Regions from separate parts of the Homo sapiens genome. Here region 1 is linked to region 2. Evidence: chromatin contacts called from ENCODE Hi-C or POLR2A ChIA-PET data. All regions are on one chromosome and are shown on one strand. Each heading gives the region's core, a stretch centred on a gene start or an enhancer-like site at or near the end of the contact. The rest is flanking DNA. Distances are from core to core; before and after follow the strand shown.

Evidence for each region. Hi-C counts contacts between places; a loop is a spot of excess contacts on that map. ChIA-PET counts read pairs that join two places held with the same protein, here RNA polymerase II (POLR2A). Pooled maps may share reads with other maps.
Region 1: a pooled map shows a loop between it and region 2 (2.7-fold over the local background). The contact joins two enhancer-like sites. A Hi-C loop is called at or near these places in 9 of 168 maps with a recorded cell type or tissue (B cell, CD14-positive monocyte, CD4-positive, alpha-beta T cell and 5 more), 23 of 37 single-sample maps with no recorded cell type and 20 of 50 pooled maps. POLR2A ChIA-PET finds 5 or more read pairs at or near these places in 12 of 52 experiments (CD4-positive, alpha-beta memory T cell, GM12878, Panc1 and 7 more).

The regions. Positions count from the first base shown.
Region 1 is chr2:161,122,307-161,125,178 of GRCh38, reverse strand. The region is part of intron 2 of TANK-AS1 (TANK antisense RNA 1); the gene reads left to right. Among named protein-coding and RNA genes, the nearest start is that of TANK-AS1, 37 kb to the left of the region's middle. Within about 2 kb of position 1,343, at least 22 of the 41 ENCODE cell types and tissues checked have a DNase peak (open chromatin) inside an H3K27ac peak, as active enhancers do.
Region 2 is chr2:161,062,435-161,065,273 of GRCh38, reverse strand. No RefSeq gene overlaps it. Among named protein-coding and RNA genes, the nearest start is that of TANK-AS1, 96 kb to the left of the region's middle. Within about 2 kb of position 1,458, at least 3 of the 41 ENCODE cell types and tissues checked have a DNase peak (open chromatin) inside an H3K27ac peak, as active enhancers do.

The sequences.
Region 1 (2,872 bases), core at 94-2,593, 60 kb before region 2:
ACTACCTCATGAATGAGAACTATTATACTGTTATTGGCTATTAAACTTTAAGATGATTGAAGGTGATAAATTACCCCAAGAGGCTGAGGAGAGGACTTTAACTGACTCCCTGTATTTTAATCAACATTCTCTCTTGAAACTTTCGACAAATAGTATCAAACCATCTTAATGAGCTCTCAGAGTATTCTCTTATTTTCTATCCACTGAAACATGGTAAAACCCTGAATATGCTCTTGTCTGAACATATGTTTATGTTAATGAGGAAAGTTTACTTTATGTAGGAAGAAAAATTGTTTCTATTTCTGACATGATAAGATGTAGGAACAGGCTACAAACTTCAGACTTTATGTGAAAGAACATTTGAAGATAATGAAAGTTTATTTCCTCTTCTTGAAAGATGTTAAAACTTTATAAAAGACACAGAATTCTAAATTGACTTTTTAGGTTAATTTAAAATTTGTTAGGGGTATGGTTCAGAAAGTTTGTGCAGCTATAAGATATAGAGCACTTAAACTTATAAGTAGCAGAATTTTTTTCCCCTTCCATTAACCAGTTTATTTGATGTGCTATCTGCTAGAGCTGCCATAACAAAATGCCACTGATCAGCGGGCCTAAACAACAGAAATTTATTTTCTCACAGTTCTAGAGGCTGGAGGTTCAAAATTAAATTGCTGGCAAGGTTGATTCCCTCTAAAGGCCTTGAGGAACAAACCCATTCCAGGCCTGTCTCCTTGGCCTGCAGTTAGCTATTCTCTTCTTCTCCTTCACAGGGTGGTTCCCCTGTACAGGCAGGTCCCTTGTGACTGTGTGTGGCTAAATTTCCTCTTATAAGCACACCAGTCTGATTAGATTATAGCCTATCCTAGTGGCCCCATTTTAACTTGATCATCTCTTTAAAAGTTCTATCTCCCAAAACATTTTCTGAGGTTAGGGGGGTTAGGGCTTGAACACACGAATTTGGTGGGACTCACTTTAGCCCATAGCATTGGATGAACTAAGCATGATATATGCAGAAAGCACTTAATTTCTTTTCTCACCACTGCCTTTTATCTGTGCTATTTGAATTTCTAGATCAGCTGTTTGGGTGGCTTCTTAAATTCATAATGTGTGTTCTTAATCTTCTCTGTTCTAGGGTTTCTGATGAAAATCAGAAGCAACAGAAAAAAGCCTGTATATACTGCTATATGCATCAGTAATTTTACTACTGAGACAATTTAAACTCAAAGTTTAGATTCAGGTTATATCTATAGACAGAACAAGAAGGTTTGATTTGTGGACTTGTTTTCTCAAACTATTGCTTCAGTCAATGTGGTTGGACCAGTTTGGTGTGTAGAATTAGTCTCAGAGACATTCATCATTCTTTCAGGGTGGCTCCCAGACAGGCGAGTGGATAGACTGGGTAAATGGGAGTAATTTTGTAGGTAGGGCTGACAAAGATTTCCAAGAGATCTACTTAAGGTCTCTTAGGCCTTCTTTCCCAGGAAGCCTGAATCAAGGGGCTTCACTTAGCATCCATCTATCTCTGGTCTGTGTTCCCGATCCTCAAATAATGACCTAATTCTGTTCTACCATTTTCCTAATTTTGGCATGTCCACCAGACTCAAACAGCCTGTGTTCCTGTGATATTTCTGCTTTACTCCTGATTTCAATTATGTTTCCAATCCTGGATTTACAATCTGGGCTTGATTCCTGCTACTCCCTTGCTTGAGTTCTGTTGTCTGTGGCCTTGAATTGCTTGACTATGAATCATTCCATTTCATGACTCAGCAGGAAGCACCCTGCCACTGCTTTCACAGCTTGCCTACTCGTAAAGATTTCAGAAGTTTTTATTTCTCTAATTTCAAAAGCATTTTCTTTGGTTTCTTCTTTATTGTCATTGAAGCCAGTTTCAAAGCATAGGAAAACAGAGTTTTGCCTTCTCTACAAATCCAACACAACTTCTTAAAAGTGATTACAGAATTAAATCCTGACAGCGACTCAGGAACTTGTTTCTTTTCTGGATACTTATCCTGTGTGGGCTGCTCATAAATGCAGCCCATACCATGTAAAGTAATCAGTGGCAACTTGGTGGGAATCAAACATTCATATTCTGGAAAAACTGATAAAACAAAGTTCTCTTGTTTAGGGCTGGCATTTCCTCAATACAGAGGAAAGAGGATTGTCATAACTAGGATATCATAGAACCTATCAATATGGACCAACAGGTAGGAGAAGGAAGCTGGGATGGGGCAAATAGAAATCAGCCTTCTAGGAACAGCTCGTGTCTACTGCAGAGAGCATGGAAAGGATGATAAACCTGGAAGTGGTTTAGGTTGGTACTGATTTTCAAACCAGATTCATTCCCTGCACAAAGACCCTAGTCTTAGTTATTGATGAAGAAAATATTACTTGCTATCAAAAGTTCCTCCTGTTACTTAAGCCTACAGTAGTACCTAAAGTGGAGTGTATGGACTATTGTTTATGATGAAGTTTTTATCAGACTAGGTGAAATGAGAAGGATAAGGCTAGTGTAGTGATTTTTCCTATAAAGCTAAATTTATTCACTTTTAAGGAACTGCTTTTTATTATGAGATTAGTTCCCTCCTAGTTATGTTTTGGTATTAACATGTGCTTTTAAAAAATAAAACAACACTGTTAATGGATGGTAGTTATTTGTTTTTATATCTTTGCTTAGCTAATTAAAGATTAGCAATCTTATATCAGTCCCCAAATTGTTTTTGAAAATATTACCTAGTTCATAAAATCCAAATATTTTGGAAGTTCTGATTGAAGCCACACACTATCCGGCGATATAACAATGGGGAAAGGAAAAGGAAACCTAATTGGCAAGAGACCATGTTCTTTGAATGATGGCAAATAGAGGGTGGGACAA
Region 2 (2,839 bases), core at 209-2,708:
AGGGAGGCTGAGGCACAAGAATCGCTTGAACCTAGGAGGTGGATGTTGCAGTGAGCCGAGATTGCACAACTGCACTCCAGCCTGGGCGACAGAATGAGACTCTGTCAAAAAAAAAAAAAAATGTTATCCTCTCTCCGCTGTAACTAAAAAGTACCATATTATGCATATGGTTCCATACCTTTATTTTTTTCTCCAAATAATTTATCTTGGAAATGCTCTGCATTGGTAGTATATGTATTTGTGATGTGGTTAATTTGTTAAATTGTACTTTCTAGGAAGTGTGTCAATTTATACTTAGAGTAGAAATGTTATGAGTGCCTGTTTCTTCATAACTTTGCCAAGAGGGTGTGAACAAAGTTTTAAATTTTGCCAGGCTGAAAGGTAAATATAATATTTTGATGTCAGTTTAGTTTTCATAGCTCTAATTTTGGGTGAAGTCAACCATCTTTCCTGTGTTTAAAACCATTTTTTAAAAAATGTGTGAATCATCTAATAACATTCTTTGCAATACTGAGTTGTTGATTTTTCTTATTGATTTCTAGGAACTATTTATTTATTATAAAGAGTCTCTGATATGAGGTTACAGATGTTCCCATTTGACATCAGTGATATTAAATATTACATAATTAAAATTTTATTTTTAGAATTTGCTAGCATGATGAATTGACATTGCTGAAAAAGATTACTTGACATAATCACACTATTTATTGTCTCATATTAAAAACAAATAGGATACTTACAAAATAATTACATCTACAGATGGAACTACAGCACCCCATTTTACATTTATTTGCATTGAGACCAGTAAACTGTTCAGAGAACTAGCTGCTTGTGCTGGGGTAGAAATAATTTTGCCATTTATTTTACCAATGGTCCCTAATAAACAAATGACAAATCTAGAACGTCCAAATTTCTAAGTTTGCCCTTATGATCAACTGCCAATTGAACAAGAAACTTAACAAGGTTATGTTCATAACTTGGCAAAGTGTCTAGCATATAGGGCTTGAAAAACGTTTATTTATTATAGAGATAATATACTGAACTGCCTTTCTACCTTATTGTGCCTCAATGTAGTTACTAGAGTAGAAAAGATTTCCACTCTTGGCTGCCATTCACAGGGCTCAGCTAAGAAGTTCCCTCCCTAGCTTACATTGAACTATATGAAATTGCTGCTTTATTGGTCAAAAATGGTTGACTGTTGGCACTTTCATACGGTTCAATCTATATCTGAAAGCCTGATGCAGTTAGAGAGGATTCAGCTGTCACAGCAAAAAGCTAAAAATTTTCAATACTGGGTGGACTGGAGTTCCTAGTCTCCTCACATGTCTATGTGGGAAGTGGGGTGTCACAGCTCTCTTGCTGGAAGCGAGGACTGCAGTATTCAGCAAACACCACAAGAGGGGGCATTTCTCTTGGAAATGTGAAGACTGATGAATGCTTTTCAGACTAAGAACCGGTACAGTCAGTCTGGGGGGTGTGCCAACAGGCTAGCAATAAACATCGAGTTGGGAAGAAGAGGGGCCAGTGATTACATGTTAAGCCATTGTCTGTCTCAGAGGGAAAGTCAACAGCTTTCTGTCTGGCAGCCTTAAAGCTAGTAATGCTGAGAACAGGCAAGCCAAAGTGAAGGGAGATCATAGCAATTGTGATTTTTGCAGCCAGAATCAAAACATCAAAAGTGACAAGTAGAAAGGGCTGAAGGTGCGCCTCTTACATATTTGAAAATGTCAGCTTCTTGGGAAAATTCGAGATGATGTAAGAGCTCTGCTGCATTTGCCGGTTGAATGGCATATTCCTGTTGGAAGTTCTGGCTGCCTTGCTAAAAATGCAGTGCACTCTAGCAATCGGCCCTGTGCACAGATGTTACACAGCCTTTACATTAAGCAGATAATGCAGAAAATATTTTCCTTTGTATTGGCACAGCTGTTACCATCTTCAACTCAAAGACTGTGCAGCTCTTGATTAATAGGAGATTTGTCTTTTGTTTGGCTATGAAAGTTAGCTCTAAATGAGAGACTTGGCTGCTCTTTCGCTTGTGTAACACCACATGGTAAATGAGTGCAGAGCAAGGGAGGTCCAGACTTCTGGGGCTGGCTTGTACAATCAGTCTCCCATTGACCAAGAAACTCTGCAACAGCCAAGCCCCCTATATGAGAACATTAAGTGGCCCTAAAGAAATTGCTCAACTAGAGGGGTTCTTATTAGAAAATTAAGGAAGAAAAAGGACAATATGACAAATTACGATATACTCTCATAACATTGAATTTAGCAGTCCCAGCCTTTTTTCATTGCCCAGCATCCTAGGTCAATTAGAATTCAGTGATTCTTGGATTCAGTTAGTGAATTGTTATAATTTGACTCTGAGATAATAAACAGGTAATTATTTCTCTTCTGTACTCCCCTCTCCCCACCCCAAATCCTCCAAAACATTTAAGCTAACTGGGGTGTTTTGCTATGGTGGTTTGTTGGAATTCTTTCTCCTCCACATCCAAAATAAACCATCATGTTTTTACTTGTTTTTCTGAGAAAGCAACACAGATGTTACGTTAAAAAATGTGAGCTTTAGCTTGTTATTGTGTATAAGCATGAAAATGGCTGTCTTATACATTGTAGCAAGTGTAAGCTGTCCTATCTCATGCTGAAAGGAAGCAACTTACCAGTAATGCTGGTGCCAGATTAAGATTCTCAGTGCATCACAAATGAATTACCATGTCTGTTATTTTAAAGGAGAAAAGAAAATGGCAAAAAAAAAAAAAAAAAAAAAAACCCACAAGAAACAAACAAAACCAACCAAAGCCAAGAAATATAAGAAGGGGGACATTGGGCCAGACTTTGCTAA